Linked DNA regions of Homo sapiens: region 2 is linked to region 1. A link is a loop called in an ENCODE intact Hi-C map of the cell type or tissue named here. Cell type or tissue: psoas muscle. All regions are shown on one strand.

The links. Peaks named below come from ENCODE experiments on the same cell type or tissue, not always from the same donor. Only the 100,000 strongest peaks of a DNase experiment are listed, where the experiment ranks them.
Region 2: it touches region 1 in a loop (4-fold over the local background); 26 of 110 quality-filtered maps call a loop at or near these places.

The regions. Positions count from the first base shown.
Region 1 is chr15:31,647,404-31,655,403 of GRCh38, forward strand. It overlaps OTUD7A (OTU deubiquitinase 7A), which reads right to left. Exons shown (of 13, transcript NM_001382637.1): 3 at 7,693-7,847. The coding sequence starts at 7,843. Among named protein-coding and RNA genes, the nearest start is that of OTUD7A, 220 kb to the right of the region's middle. In psoas muscle, no CTCF peak of the experiment used is centred here; a DNase peak (open chromatin) is centred at 3,128.
Region 2 is chr15:31,973,962-31,981,961 of GRCh38, forward strand. No RefSeq gene overlaps it. Among named protein-coding and RNA genes, the nearest start is that of CHRNA7, 53 kb to the right of the region's middle. RefSeq lists enhancers at 1,737-2,419, 2,985-3,551, 3,552-4,117. In psoas muscle, CTCF peaks have their summits at 1,056 (motif pointing left) and 4,045 (motif pointing right); a DNase peak (open chromatin) is centred at 4,030; H3K4me3 peaks cover 705 bases; H3K27me3 peaks cover 1,225 bases.

The DNA.
Region 1 (8,000 bases):
ACAACCAAACACAAGCTGCAGCAGAAGTCCACAAAGTTCCACAGGAGGGCAAGGAATTATCAGTGAATCCTTACCTCGTCATAGAAACTTCTTCCTCCAGACATCCACGTGGCTTGCTTTCTCACTTCCTCAAATCTTTGCTCAGATCCTATTTTTTTTAAGTGAAGCCTTCCTTGACAACCCTAATTTAAAACTGTACACACTCATACCTGCTTCCTTCTCCCCGACTTAGTTATCTCCACAGCACTAATGGCTAACACACTATATAACTTATTTCCATCTGTCTCCATGTGGGCAATTTCTGTCTGGCTGCTCATCACTGCACCTCAGCAGCTATTAATAGATCACTCTACTGAGGGACTCATACGTGCTGGGTGTTGGGCAAACAGTGAACAAAACCTTGTATGGTCCTTGCTGTCGGGGAGTTCATGATCCATCGTGGAGGGAGAGCTGAATTTCAACAGGGAGGCAGTGTGTGCAGGGGGAGGAGCAGCAGGAGCAATGGGCGGAGGCAGAAGCACAGAGGTGGGTGTCAAGTCAGGGAAAGGGATGGTGAAGAGATGCCTCAGGTAATGAGGGGAGGGACGGAATAGGACTAGATGCTGAAGGGCTGGAGTACCAGGTGGAGAAGTTTATTTTGCAGGTAATGGGGACGGAGTATGAAAAATTGGAGGAAATGGAGTTACCTGACTTGAATTTGTTTGGGAGAACCACTTCAGGGACATGCAAGGGACTGATATGAAGATGAGATGGAGCAGAGACCCCTCTTAGGGGCCTGCCGGGCACCTGCCCCCAAGCATGGAAATAAAAGGAAATCTTGAGTTCCTTCAAAGGCATTTCCAGGTACCTAGCCAGCACTGGGAAGTAAATGAGCAACTGAAGCAAGAAGGGAAGAATAACTTAAAACAATAGCCAGGGAAGTTTAAGTCACAGAATAGATCAAAGTTCCCACAGAGACTAAAGATAACATTTTAACACAAGTCCTTGAGCTGATTTCCAGAAACCAGGACACCAACAAATGAAAAGTGCTATCTGCTGGCATGCAGACCTCAGACAGGGGAAACTGAGGACTGAGCTTGGACCACCACTCTTTGTTCTAAATTTCTTCCTGAGGGGCCTGGAGGAAGTCATGCCCAGAGACCAGAGCTAACGTTCTTTTCTCCTGATCACAAATTTGCAGACAAAGCTTCGTCTCCTTAACCCATTGTAAATCAGAAAATCTTCAAATCTACCTATGACCTATGCCCTCCACCCCACATCTGGTTCAAGATGTCCTGTCTTTTTAGGTCAAACCAATGTACAGCCTCCGTGTATTGATTTATATCTTTGCCTGTAACTTCTGCCCCCTGCCTTTATTTTATTATTATTATGTTTTCAAGATGGAGTCTCGCTCTGTCTCCAGGCTGGAGTGTAATGGTGCGATCTCAGCTCACTACAACCTCCGCCTCCTGGGTTTAAGCGATTCTCCTGCCTCAGCCTTCTGAGTAGCTGGGATTACAGGTGTATGCCACCACACCCAGCTAATTTTTGTATTTGTAGGAGAGACAGGGTTTCACCATGTTAGCCAGGCTGGTCTCGAACTCCTGACCTCAGGTGATCCACCAGCCTAGGCCTCCCAAAGTGCTAGGATTACAGGCATGAGCCACCACGCCCAGCCTCTTCCTGCCTGTAAAAACGCTTACCTATATGGCACTGGGGGATTCAGGGCTTAAACATGAGCTGCCCAATTCTCCTGGCTTCCTGCCCTGAAATAAATGTCTCACTTTCTCTTACTGCAGTCTTGACGCCAGTTTTTGGCTTTGCTGTGCCAGAGAGCCAGACCCAACTTTGATCTGGTAACACAGGAAGCAGGTGAACAGGCAAGGCCACCCTCTTCTGTTTGGAGGCAGGTCAGTGTTCACTTGCCTCAGTTTACCAAGGTTGTGATCAGCCTCTGCTCCTCCTTTCTCTTATTGGCCTCCCTCTGCTGTACTGTGATTCCCATCATTGCAGTGTTTTTTTAACTTTTTTTTTGAAATAAATAAAAATACAAGAAGTTACAAATGAGGACCATGTACCTTCCGCTCAGCTTTTGCCACCATGAGGATTTATTTCCCTTTAGACATCTCCCCTCTAAATTCCTACATTACTGACATCCTCCCAATACACATCTTTCTGAGGACTTACAACAAAAATATTTCATTCTTTGAAACACTGGGTTTAGAGAAATCTTCACCCAAATAACTTTGACACCTTAAATAATCCATCATACACAATGGAACCACAGTCCTCTTACCTGTGAAAGCCAAAGGCAGGACCCAGCAGTGGGTGAGGTGAGTGAGCACTCACCACTGCCACCCTCTGTCCCACTGGGTGCAGCCGGGACCCCTGGACAGCGTGCAGGCAGCAGCGACCGGGCTCAGGAAGGTGGATCACAGTTGGAGGTGCTGATGCAGAAAGGAGACCACAGTTGGAAGTGCCACAGAGTTGGAGGTGAGCGAGACACTTCCCTTCCTCCAGTCTCCCCAGTGTGGAGTCAATGCAGCTCCTAACCCAGAGTGGGCACTAATTCCAGGAAAAGCCCAGCCAACTCGGGTACAGAAGCAGGAAAGGGGTCTCTACCGTTCTAAGAAAGTCTGGAAATCTCTAATTTATCCTTTTTTTTTTTCTTTTTCTTCTAAAATTTTTTCTTCTCTGTGCCCCAGACCTCAAGAAATTTTGTGGCCCTAGTGAGAAATGGCAGATAATTAAAGTCATCAGGCCAGGCAAACTTCCTTTCCAACCAGAGAGTCTGAGGTCCCCAGAGGGTGGGGAAACCTTCATGCTTTTTCTCTCTGGCTTCTCGCTGCTTAGCTCTGACGTGGTTCAGTCAAGTGCACCAGAGAGTAGGGTAAATCAAGCCTCAACCACCCAAGCTGGCTGGAGGGCTGAAAAGGTAGAGCCCAGGGACCCAGACACTACTGGGCAGGTTACAATGAGGAAGGGCTTCGGGAGAGCAACCCCTGAAAGTTGCTCATGAACTCTTGGGCTTACCCTTGAGCTCTACATGTATGGATCCGACCCTACACGGACCACACAGACTTTGAGTGCTGAAATGTGGGATAGATTACCACCAGAGTCCCAGGCTGGCCACTAGGTGGCGCTTGTGCCAGACAGATCCACATCTCACAGACTCACAGCAACCACAATCCACACAAGTCTTGCAGGAACTTGGAATTTGTGGTCTGAACCCATTTGGGGTGATTATCTTCTAAAATAAAGTTAATAATGTTCACTGTAAGATTTTAACAATAACCAGAATCTCAAAACATAGTATTTAAAATGTCTAGGATACAATTCAGCATACTGAAACCATACTCAGCATACAAAAAGCCAACAGCTACTCTGAGATGAAACAGATACTGGAATTATTTGACAAAGATTTTCAAGCAGTTGTTAAAAATATTGTACAAGTAAAGGAGGGTACTCTTAAAACATATAGAAAATTTTGCAAAGAAATGGAAGATATGAAGAAGAACTAAGTGGAAATATTAGAAATGAAAAAAATCAACTACAAAAATAGAAAACACACTGGCTGGGCTCACTACTGGGATGAAGATGATGGAGGAAGTAGTCAGTCAGTTCATAAATAAATTAATAGAAATGACTGAATCTGAATAACAGACAAAGCTTGAAAACCTTGAACAGAACCATAGAGACCTTAGGTAATAACAAAAGGGCCGAGCTTCCTATCATCTGAGTCCCAGAAGGAAAGAAAAAAAGGGCAGAACATAGAAACATGGAAAGAAATAGCTGAAAGTCTGGTTTACCACTAGAAGGCAATCAGTTTAATCTAGTATAGCAACAGTTTAAAGCAAAAAACCCACTTGATCTTCATTTTAAAAATTCAGTATCTATTTATTATAAAACGCTCAGCAAACTTGGAATAGAAAGAAATTTTCTTCACCTGATAAAGACCATCTACTAAAACCTATAGCCAACATTCTACTTAATGGTGAAATACTGCTTGTTCTCAGAGATTAAGAACAACACAAGGATCTTCTTTTTTAACACCACTATTTAACCTTTTGAATAGTCTTCGTCAGTGAAATAAGACAAGAAAACCAGAAAGGCCTAGAGACTGGAAAGGAAGAAATAAAACTGTCCTTACTCACAGATAACATGATCACCTATGTAGAAAATCCCAAGGAACACACACACACACACACACACACACACACACACACACACACACACAGCCCTCCTAGAACAAACTGAGTTTAGCTTTAGCAAGATTGCAGGATGCAAGATCAACACACAAAAATCAGTTATATTTCTGTATATTGCCAATGAACAAGTAGAAACTGAAATAAAAAATACCATGTACAATAGTTTACAACCCCGCCCCCCAATACACATAGAACAAAACATGTATAGGATCTACATGCCAAAAACCATAAAATGTTGACGAAAGAACTTAATGGAGGCCCAAGCAAATGGAAATTATGGCACTCCTTCATGGACTGAAAGACATAACATAGGATTGAGTTGTAGATTTACTAAAATTGTAGACAAAATCTCAGCAAAACAGTTTAGAGTAGATAGAGGTAAGCAGATCCTAAAGTTCACATAGAAAGGCAAAAAAAAAAAAAAAAAGAATAGCTGAAACACTCCTGAAAAAGAAGAATAAATTTAGAAAAATCACACTATCTGATTTTAAGACTCATTACAAAGCTACAGAAATCAATATGGCACAATGTTGATAAAAGAACAGACATAATGATCAATGGAACAGAACCACTGTCCAGAAATATATTCCTTACAAATACCCTCAGTTGGCTTTTCGTCAAATTGCAAAGGCAATTCAATTTCAATGAAAGAAGGAGGATATTTTCTATAAATGATGTTGAAACAATTGGATATCCGTATGCATAAAACTGAATCTGGACCTAAATCTCACATATTATACAAAAATCATCTCAAATGGATCATAGATCTAAATGTAAAACATGAAAGTATAAAACTTTTAAAAGACCAACTACAAGAAAATCTTCATGACCTGGAGTTATGCAAAATTTCTCAGATATGTCACTCAAAGCATGATCCTCAGAAAAAAGTCAGTTGGAACGCATCAGAATTTAAAACTGTGCCCTGTAAAAGGCCCTGTTAAGAGACTGAAAAGTCAAGCACAGATTGGGAGAAGATATTCACAAATCACAAATCTGAACAAAAGATTTATATTCAGAATATGTAAAGAACTCTTAAAACTCAATCAAACAACTCAATTTAGACATAGGCAAAAAGCCTGAACAGACATTTCACGAAAGAGAATAAAAAGATGGAAAATAAACAGCATGAAAATTTTCAACGTCATTAATTATTAGGAAAATGAAAATTAAAACCATGAAGAAATACCATCACACAGCTATCAAATGGTTAAAATGAAAAAACAAAAAAGGAAGAAATACCAAGTGTTGACAAGGATGTGGGGCAGCTGGAGCTCTCAGGCACTGCTGGTAGGAATGCAAAGTGGTACAGAACTCTGGAAAACAGGTTGGCAGTTTCTTACAAGGTTAACATGTATTTAGCCTAGAAAAATTAAAACTAGGCCAGGCACAGTGGCTCACACCTATAATCCCAGCCCTTTGGGAGGCTGAGGCGGGCAGATCACGAGGTCAGGAGCTCAAGACCAGCCTGGCCAATATGTTGAAATCCCGTCTCTACTAAAAATACAAAAATTAGCTGGGCATGGTGATGCGCGGCTGTAATCACAGCTACTCAGGAGGCTGAGGCAGGAAAATTGCTTGAACTGGGACCCAGGAGGCGGAGGTTGCAATGAGCCGAGATAGCGCCACTGCACTCCAGCCTGGGCTAGAGTGAGACTCTGTGTCACCAAAAAAAAAAAAGAAAAAACAAAGAAAAATTAAAACTATATTCACAAAATCCTGTTCTTAAATGTTTCTAGAAGCTCTAGTTGTAACTGCCAAAAATGGAAAACAACTGAAATGCCCCTGGACAGATGAGTGGAGAAATTCTGGAGTACCTGCAGAATGGAATACTACTCAGCAACAAAAAGGAACCGGCTACTGACACATGACTTGATGAGTCTCAAAATGATCTCCCTGCATGAAAAGGAGCCAGTTTCAGAAGATTAGGCTCTGTAGGACATTTATCTGACATTCTTGCAAAGAGACAAAACTAGTGATAGAAAACAGAGCACTGACTGCCAGTGGTTGGGGTAGGGGAGGGTCTGATTATAAAAGACATCAGGACAGAGAATCTGGAGGGGATGAAGTGCTTCTGTGTCCTGAATGTGGTAGTAATAACACAAATCCATACATGTGTTAAAGTTCATAGAACTAGACACAAAAAACTCAATTTTTCTGTATCTTAATGTGAAAAATATAAGTAAAAAAAATAAAGAAAAGAGATGACAACTCTTGCTTCCTATAAGGCTGTCTAGACATTAATACTGATGTTAGTACTAATTACAATAATGGCCACCACAAGCATGGTCTTCTATACTTTTTTGAGCATCTGCTACATGCTGCTTCTTTACCACACATTTTATATCACAACTTCTAATATTCACAGTCACCTTGTAAGGTGGGTTAAGCTCAACATAGAAGAAATCTCAGGGTAAGGGAAGTAAAATAATTTGTCCTATATCTCATAGTTGATAAGTGGCTGAATCTGAACTCAAACTCGGATTTCACTGCCGACCTTATTCCAAGCCTGCTTCTCCACTCTGCTGCCCACTTAATGAAAATAATGGAAACTGACAGGGAGACATTATATAATATAAATAGCAGGAAGGGAGAATCATATTTTGATTTCCATAGATTGCAAAAACTCTCAGCATATTTTATTCTAAACTTGGAGTTGGTTTGAAATTCTAATAGGTTGGGGAAAATTTAAAAACTATGCTTTTGCCATTGCCATTTTTTGATAATCCTCCAGTAGGTGGTTCTTAATTTTCAATATGATTGAATAGTTCTCTCCACTTCTGCAAATGTACAATAATTCTTATTTTCCCTAAGTGACTTAAAGAATCATTGTGACTTACAATTCTTGACCAAGTATTTACTAACTCCACAAATTGCAGTTTATACATTTGAAGTAAAGAGTAAACATTACAAAGTTCTCTCCTCTCACACAGCTGACTGTCCTGAGAAGTTGTAACTGGTCCCTCCCACCTTTACATACCACTGCCGCCATCAGAAAAAAAAAAGAAAGGTAAATCCATTTTAGAGACATAGAAACTACACTTTCATTTTAGTTCACTATGGTTATGGCTGAATACATATCTGAAAACATCATACATACGGAGGATGCAATTTCTCATGCAGCAAATGGTATCTACGTGAAAAGCTGGAGGATGAAGGCTGTCTTCTTGCTTGTGAATTACTCCCAGTGGCTTTCCTGGATAGTAGGTGCTTTTTCCACCAAAAACCCTGGCCTAGAGTATTTTCGTCTCCGCTAACACAGAGATATGAAACTAAGGCCTACCACAAAAGTATTTTCTTGAATGTTTTATAATTTCTGCTCCATTGAACATATTTTCTTAAATATAATAATTAGTGATAAAATTTTGACTTAATATCGGTAAGATGTAACACAAAGCAAAGCCCACTTAGTGCTCAAGTACCACTGTCATCAGGTATTGGAAATCTTCTTATTTGGAAGGTGGTTATGCCCAGAATGGTGGTGTGGGGAACAAGGAGGTGGGCTTACCTTCCAGCAGGTCTCTGGCCAGACCAGGTTCTGCCCCCGTGGACCGAACAAAGTCTGACAGGACTGCGTCCATATCAAGAGTCATAGGATCATGTAGAAGTGCTGCCCAACACTCAGCCGAGGTGGGGTTTGGAAGCACACTAGAAACCATCCATCTGCAGGAAAGAAGAGAAAGGGCATTTTACCACGTGATGGAAATGGAGCTGCAAGTGACAACTACATGCAGAGACCTGAGCGAGAGAACCCTCGAGGGTGGAGCCATTTCCACCTGCTGTCATATTTTTTAGAATTGGTTTGGTCCAACTGCC
Region 2 (8,000 bases), 330 kb after region 1:
TGAGGTTCGTAGGCTGAATTCTGGTGGCCCAGTTTTCCGGCCTGGGCTCCTTCCACTTGTAGAGTGGCCTATCTCAGTGCTGCCTATGCCGTTGGGAGGGGTGGTGGCAAAGGCAGACCAAGAGTCACCAGGCAATTTCTTAGGAGCCTGAAGTCTGCAATCCTCCAGTGAAGCTTTTCAGATGAATGTCCTTCACACCCCAAGAATTCTAGAAATGCTGAGCCCCTAGCCTGGAGGGCAGGCTTGGTGCCTGCAACAGAGCATGGGCCCAGCGACCCCTATGGTCTGAGAGAGAGGGTGAGGTGGGAGGACCATCCACTCTGGGAGACTTGGGCTGGCCTTGCAGACTGAAACCTCTCCTGTAAAGTGATGTGTGTCCTGGACCTGCAGGGAGGGAGGGGCCTCTGGAAGTCAGGCCGATTGCCAGGGTCTGTGAGGCATCTTCTGAAGCCCAGGCCCTGTCTGGCTTTTTCTTGCCAGGAGTCTGGCTCTCTTGCTCCACATGAATGACTGAAGTTATTTGAAGAGGTCCCCCAGAGAGTCATCAGGCCTCTGGTGGAATTGCAGGGGCTCAGGGAAGGCACAGAGATAGGGCTGTAATGCCCGGGGAGGGAGCGGCCCAAGGCCTGCCCCAGACCACTGCAAGCCTGGGTGCTTGGAGAGGAGACGGCCATTAGCATGGCTGTTAAGAGCCGCTGCTGGGGGCACTGGCAAGGGACCTGTTCAACAGCTTCACCCACTGGGCCATGCACCTGACAAGCATTCACCAACCACTCTTTCTGTCTTACAGGAAAGTGATGGGGGTGGGGAGCAAGGTTGCTTTGGCCTGAGGTCAAACCATCAAGATCTGCATATGTCTACAGTTATTGATCCTTCTATTAGGTAAAGAAAAGAATTGTATAAAAACCATTCAGAGCTGCTGAAGATGTTGTTACACTTGCCAGATCTGGGAACTGCGATTTTCCTTTGCAGCTTCAACAAGAGAAGAAATCTCACAGGGGAGGAAGGGGTCGCTGAGCGTCCTCGGCCCATGGATACCTTACTTTGTGGCGCCACCTAACGGCTAAAGGTTAAAATTGCAAATCTTAAAGATTCCTCCGGCAGAGGAAGAGGTGGGAAGGGGCCGGGTTTTTGAAGAGCAGGCTGAGAGAGCTTTTTTGGGAGATTTGTTTCCTGCTTTCTGGGCACATGCACCTAATGACGATACAATCCTACGACCCATCTCTGATTCTTCCCCTGACCCACTCTGGTGTAGCCCTGCGGAGATAATTGGCAATTGCAAAGTCACCTGCCTTTGACTTCTGACCCAGTAACCCAGGAAACCTTGCCAAAGATACTCTAGCAAGAAATACGAGTCGGGTTTACACGTGCCACACCCTACGGAATTTTTTGTTATCGTAAGAGACTCAGAGCGATTCACATGTGCATCAGAGAGGGCACTGATGGAAGCAAACCTCGTGCATCCCACAGAGTTACAGCCAGCAGCGCTCAGGCTGTGTGGCTGCCGCAAGTGCCCCTGAGCCCCCTGAGCCCCAGTGGCTGGCGACAGCCCCGCTCCATGTCGCCTTCATCCAAGATCTGCGCCGCGGGGCGGCCGCCATCTGGAGCACGGCTGGCCACGGTCAGCCCTAAGCTGGTGGGTGACACTGCGTCTGCGCACACTTCGTTGCTCAAAGCCAACTGTATGTGCTGACTGGGTGTGCCTTCTAGTGTCCTGTGTTCCTGCTGAGTGCCTAGCATGCATACTTCCTTTGTGCGCCCAGTGTTGTGTGCCTGTCACTGTGTGTCCAGTATTGAGTTATGTGCATGGTGTTATGCACCAGGCATGGTGTGTCTGACTTTGTTTGCCCAGTGTCGCGTAGCCAGCATCTGTGTCCAGCCTGTGTTCTTGCCATGTGCCTGGCCCTGCATGCCTAGTGTGGCACCTGGCTGTGCATACTCCGCATTGTATGCCGGGTTTGTTTGCTCCCGTCTGTGAGCCTTGCAGTGTAATCCTGGAGCGTATGCCCTGTGTTGTTTGCCAACTGTGTGTGCAGGTACTGTGTGTACCTGGCGCTGTGTTCCTGCTTGTTTGTGCCTAGTGGGCATGCCCAGTATTGCATGCCTGGTGTTGTGTACCTGGTCCTGTGTGCCCAGTATTGAGATCCCAGAGTGTCTGCCCGGCCTGGGTGCCTGCGTTGTGTGTCCGGCCCTGTGTGCTCAGGTTTGTGCATCCAGCTTGGTGGGCCCAGAGTGTGCCTGGCATACGGGCTTAGTGCTTTCTCCCTGGCATTTTGTGCCTGGCATGTTTGCCCAGCACTGTGTGCCCTGCATGGTGTCCCAGAGGCTGCGCCTACTATGGTGTGTCTGGCTTTGTGTGTCTGGCATTGCATGCTCATTGTTGTATACTTACTGTGTGTGTCCAGCATGGGGCGCCTGCATTGTTTTCCTGGCCCTGTGGTTCCAGAGTTCTGTTTCTGCACTGCATGCCTGGTGTTGTGTGGGTGGAATTACATGGCTGGTGTGTACATGGCTGGTATGTGACCCAGCGTTGTGAGCTCAGTGTGGTGCTCCTGGAGTGCCTGGCCCGGAGTGCCTGCTGGTGTGTGTGTGGTATGTGTTTGGCATCATCTGTCTGAGGTTTTGTGCATAGTGTTGTGTTCCCACAGTGTGTGCTGGCATTAGTGCCTGGACTTGTGTGTGCCTGGCATTGCACCCTGGCTTCTGTGCCCAGCATGGTGTGTCCCAGTGTTTTGTGCCCTACAGTGAAGCTCAGCATTGCGTTTGGTGTGTGTGTTCAACATGTGTTACAAGCATGGGTTCTTGCCGTGTGTGCATTGTGTATGTGATGCTGTGTCCCTAGAGTGTGTGTAGCATCTGTGCCTGGTGTGTGCCCGATGTTGTGTTCCTGCAGCGTCTGGTGTTGTCCCCAGTGTGTGCCAGTGTGTATTCCCAGTGGGTGTGCCAGCTTGTCGGTCATGGTATGCCTGACCTTGTATGCCCAGAGTTGTGTGTCCAGTGTGTCCCCAGCTTCAGTGTCTGTGGCTGGAGAGTGTGTCTTTCCTTCTGTGTCTGGTGTTGTGACCCAGCATGGTTTGTGTGGCTGTGTATGCTTGGCAAGCGTGCCCACTCCTGTGTGCCTGGTGCTGCGTGACTGGCACGTGTACCTCGAATTGTTTGGCTGACAGTGTGTGCCCAGAATTTTGTGCCCACTGTGTGGGCCTGTGTTGTGTCCTGTGCTGTGTGCTCTGTTGTTAGCCCTGTGTGTGTGCTCTGTGTGTCTTGTGCTGTGTGTCCTATGCTGTGTGGCCTGTGCTGTGTCCTGTGTGGTGTGCCGTGCACTGTGTGCCCTGTAGTGTGTGTCCTGTGCTGTGTCCTGTGTGGTGTGCCGTGTGCTGTGTGTCTTGTGCTGTGTGTCCTGTGCTGTGCGCCCTGTGTTGTGTACCCAGTACTTCTGTGTGTCCTGGGCTGTGTGTCCAGCACATGTGTCTGCTGCCCCACTGTGCTGAGTCCCAACACCCACCTGTGCGCCTGGCACTGCCTCGTTGTTGGGGAGGACACCCTGTGTGGCCGTCCTCGCCACCTGCTCGAGCAGAGCTGAGGATCCCATCGTGGCCTCTGCCCTCACTTCCACCGCAGTTTGCCTTCCTTCCTGGGGACACTCCTGCCTGGCAGCTCCCCATGTTTAGCCTGTTCCAGGGATCAGCTTCCACCCCAGGCACTCTCCATTTATTTGGGGAGTTCCCACAGGATGAGGCCCTTAAGGGAGTCCCTCCTCTCTACTGGGGATACCCCTGAGCAGGTGGGGACTCCTGTCCTTCATTCAGCTCATCCCCAGCCCTGGCTGGAGCTTTCCCTCCTTTGCGGAGGTGGGCTCAGGCAGGCCTCGCTGGGGAGCTCACCAGGCCCTGTGCGTGGGGCTCTGCAGGCCCAGCCAGTCCTGACTCTGCCGTGAGCCCCGCACCAGGATGGGAAGTGCCCTGAGAGCTCATCTCCTACCACCTCCAGGGCTGGGGCTGGCGCCTCCTCCAGCCTGGCATCTGGCCGCGGCGGTCTCCCCAAGCAGCCACCAGGGGGCAGAGCCACCCTCTGTCCACACCCCGATCCTCCCTCACCCCTTCAATTGCTGGACAAGGGACCCTTGCCTGAGGACGCCCTCGGATCCCTCCTGTGAGACAAGGAGCTGCAGATAACCCCAACCTCTACACAGACAGAAAGGAGCAGATTTCATAAAAAGCAGGGAATTTTTAAAATGTGAGTAATTTTTAAAAATACAATCTCCGCGTAAAACCCACTTAGAAAACCTTGTGCTTTCTGATTAATAGAGAGCAAATCACTTACCCAGGGCTATTGGATGCTGTAATTTTTTAAGGTTTTAAATATGCTTTTATTTGTTTCCCCCTGATGGTCTGAGGCTTCTATTCTTGCTAACTTTTTAGTTCTCCTTGTCCTGGGGACACAGGGTATGGGGCAGGACCTCCCTGGATTAAAGGAAGTGAGTCAGACATGCCACCGCCCGCAGGTTCCAGGACAGTTCTGGTCTGAATGCAGTCCCGACGCGAGTGCTGTTCCCTGGGAGCTGAGACCCGCAAAGATGCCCTTCCACCACCCTCTCCCCACGGTTCTTTCGTGCTGCTGCGTTCCTGGAGGCTGAGCTTCTGTCCCATCCTGTCTCCTTTGTGTGTTTCAAACCTCTTTCCAATTTCTGTTATACTGATGCTGTTCTCCTTTCCGGTACTATTACATGATTTTCTTCCCATTTCTCATGATTCAGAGCCCATGGTGGGTGAGGGGGACAGTTGGGTGGTCCACACCTGAGACTTCATGCATCCTGTGAGGCTGAGTCACAGGCCTGGGGGTCCTTGAATCCCTCTTATCCCACAAGGGAGATCCTCCTGGAATCTCAGCAGATTGGAGAGCCCAGCTGAGAAGAATCTGCTGTCCTATTAGTGCCCTTGGTTTTGAGGTGGCTGTAAAATCCCTTGCTAGAGGCGGAAGAGAGAGGATCGCACCCCAGTATCGGACTGCTGTGGGCAAGTTGGTGAAATCAAATGTATTGTTACTTTCTGAGAATCAGCACCCACATTTTCTGCATTTAAGGATTTTATGGAGCACAACGAAATCCACAGCAGTCACAGCAACTGAGAGAGAACGCCAGGCCACACTCCCTAGGCATTCCTGGAGAGGTGTTCTATGCCTTAAGGATGAACAATAGAGAATTTGATTTAAAAAATTGATGGAAAGTTAATGTTGAAAGAAGTCAGGGTGAAATAAAAGCATGAGATGCTGTATGGGATGTGAAGATTTCTAGGAGACAATAATAATAGACAAGCAAATGAAGACTGGTGTAGAGTGAAAGTTAGGTGGCCAGGATACGACAAGGGCACTGCAGCCAGGATTCCTGTCCCGGGGACAATCGGCACAAAGAGTCTGCACCCGGGAGGACAGGGGCCTTCAGTGTGTGATCTGTACTGAGGGTCTGCACCTGAGAGGACAGGGGCTTTCAGTGTGTGATCCCTACTGAGAGTCTGCACCTGGGTGGACAGAAGCCTTCTCTATGTGATCGGTACTGAGGGTCTGTACCTCAGAGGACAGGGGCCTTCAGTGTGTGATCTGTACTGAAGGTCTGCATTGAGAGGACAGGGACCTTCAGTGTATGATCTGTACTGAGGGTCTGCACCTGGGAGCACAGGGGCCTTCAGTGTGTGATCTGTACTGAGAGTCTGCACCTGGGAAGACAGGTTCCTTCAGTGTGTGATCCGTACTAAGGGTCTGCACCTGGGAGGACAGGGCCCTTCAGTGTGTGATCTGTATTGAGGGTCTGCACCTGGGAAGACAGGTTCCTTCAGTGTGTGATCCGTACTGAGGGTCTGCACCTGGGAGGACAGGGCCCTTCAGTGTGTGATCTGTATTGAGGGTCTGCACCTGGGAAGACAGGTTCCTTCAGTGTGTGATCCGTACTGAGGGTCTGCACCTGGGAGGACAGAGGACAGGGACTTTCAGTGTGTGAACTGTACTGAGGGTCTGTACCTGGGAGCACAGGGGCCTTCAGTGTTTTTTGTTTGTTTGTTTATTTGTTTTCTGTAATGAGAGTATGCACCTGGGAGGAGAGGTGCCTTTGGTGTTTTTTTTTCCTGTACTAAGGGTGTGCGCCTGGGAAAATAGTGCCTTTTGTGTGTGATCTGTACTGACAGCGTGCTCCCATGATGACAGGGTCTTCAGTTGTAATCTTCTCTTAGAGTTTGCAAATGTTTGGACATTGTGTCATCTTTTGATGTTTGGTATTGAGTGTCTATATGGGTGAAGTTAGGGGCCATTTTTTTGTCACTTGCACTGAGAGTGTGCACACGAGACCTGCGTTCCTTCCATGTGTTATTTGTGCTGAGAGTCTGTGTGTTCTGAAAAGCCCCTTCACTTTGTTTTTCACTAATACTCTGCACATTTGAGGACAGGGATCCTTCTTTGTGACCTGTAGCGACCATCTGCACCAATGAAGGAAAAAGGCCTCCAGCATTTGATCTTGCTTAGATTGTTGCTTTGTGTGGATGGGATGGATTTCTGCATAGATCATTCTCAGTCTGTTTTTGTACAGAGATGATTGATTTGCTTTTCTATTCTCTGATCTGTGTCATCTCATGCTATCCTCAACTTTACTTGCTTTACATATAAATTGAGTATTGCAAAATTAAGTAAACTCTTAATAATGAGAAGTAAACTTCTTAGTAATTCTTAGATGGGCTTAATTACAACCTTTCATCTTACTGCTTTGTCCTTGGCACACACTAATTACTTCCTGAGTCATCTGGTTTTGGTTTCCTTATGCTGTTGCTATGATCATTCAATGGATCATGGATGTAGAAAGAGTATCTTGCTCCCCTGGAATACTCACAGATGGAATGAGCTTGTTTTGTATCTTGGAATGGTTTAGGGAGCCACAGACGGACAAGGAAGATTTTGCCTTCTATGCCACAGTAGAAACATGACAATGTACGGGGATGGGAACAGCCTGGTGTGCTCAGAGACCAGACTAAGCTTTAATTTAATTGTAATAACCCTGGTGATTTGGGGAATGAGGGTTAGAGATTGGACAATGTGAACTGGAGACAGATTCTGAAGGACTGGTAGAGTTTGGATTATGGAAGGGTTTAAGCACTTGCAAACAAAATTGATTTTTTTGTTCTTACTCACACCAATGTGTGTTCAACTGGGGAAAGATCGTAGAGGTAACTCCTGAAGAAATTACTGTGGTGGGTCCAATGGGTGCAATAGATTTGGATCCATAGAACTTGTCCTGGTGGAAGATAAGGCAGGCATCAAACAGGGGTGGAGAGCAGATGGGAATACTGTGTTTCCTTATTGATCAAGGAGAGGGAGGGAAAGGAAGAGGGACTCCCAGTGTGCAGGGGCAGAGAGCAGTGTAGAGCTCAGATGTCTTTCTGGTCCAGGGTTGACCTTGGAATCATATATCTGCTCACGTGTCTTTTTATTTAAGACATCTTTTGCCTATAGGTGAGGGGGCGAGAGGACCTTCTCCCAATTAAATAACAATAATAATAGTAATGACTTTTTAACGGCATGTCCTAAAGTCTATTATTAGAATATAGTACGCCTGCTGCAGGCTCATAACCTCATTAACTTGGAAATAATGCAGTATGGGCAATTAGGATGATAAACCACTTATGCAATTTCATAGTATGACATTAATGAATGTACTTGGGAAGCATTTCCTTAGCACCAAGGCCACAGGAAAAGTCAAGGGGAGACAGGTGCCAGTGGATGTAAACAGTACAGATCAGTGGAGGGCCGTATATTTGAAAGCCTAGCTGTGTGTTGGTTGAGTAGGTCCCTTCCAAACTATGCTGTGCAGGTTATGATGGGGAAGGGAACAGAGACAGCCCAGCGCCTTGCGGACGGGGCAGGAAGGCTCTGGGCTCTACAGCACTGGACATCCAAAGTTTCCTCTATGCCTATACCCTGGGGTCTCTACCAAACCCAATTCCTGGGTAGAGAATGCTCACCTT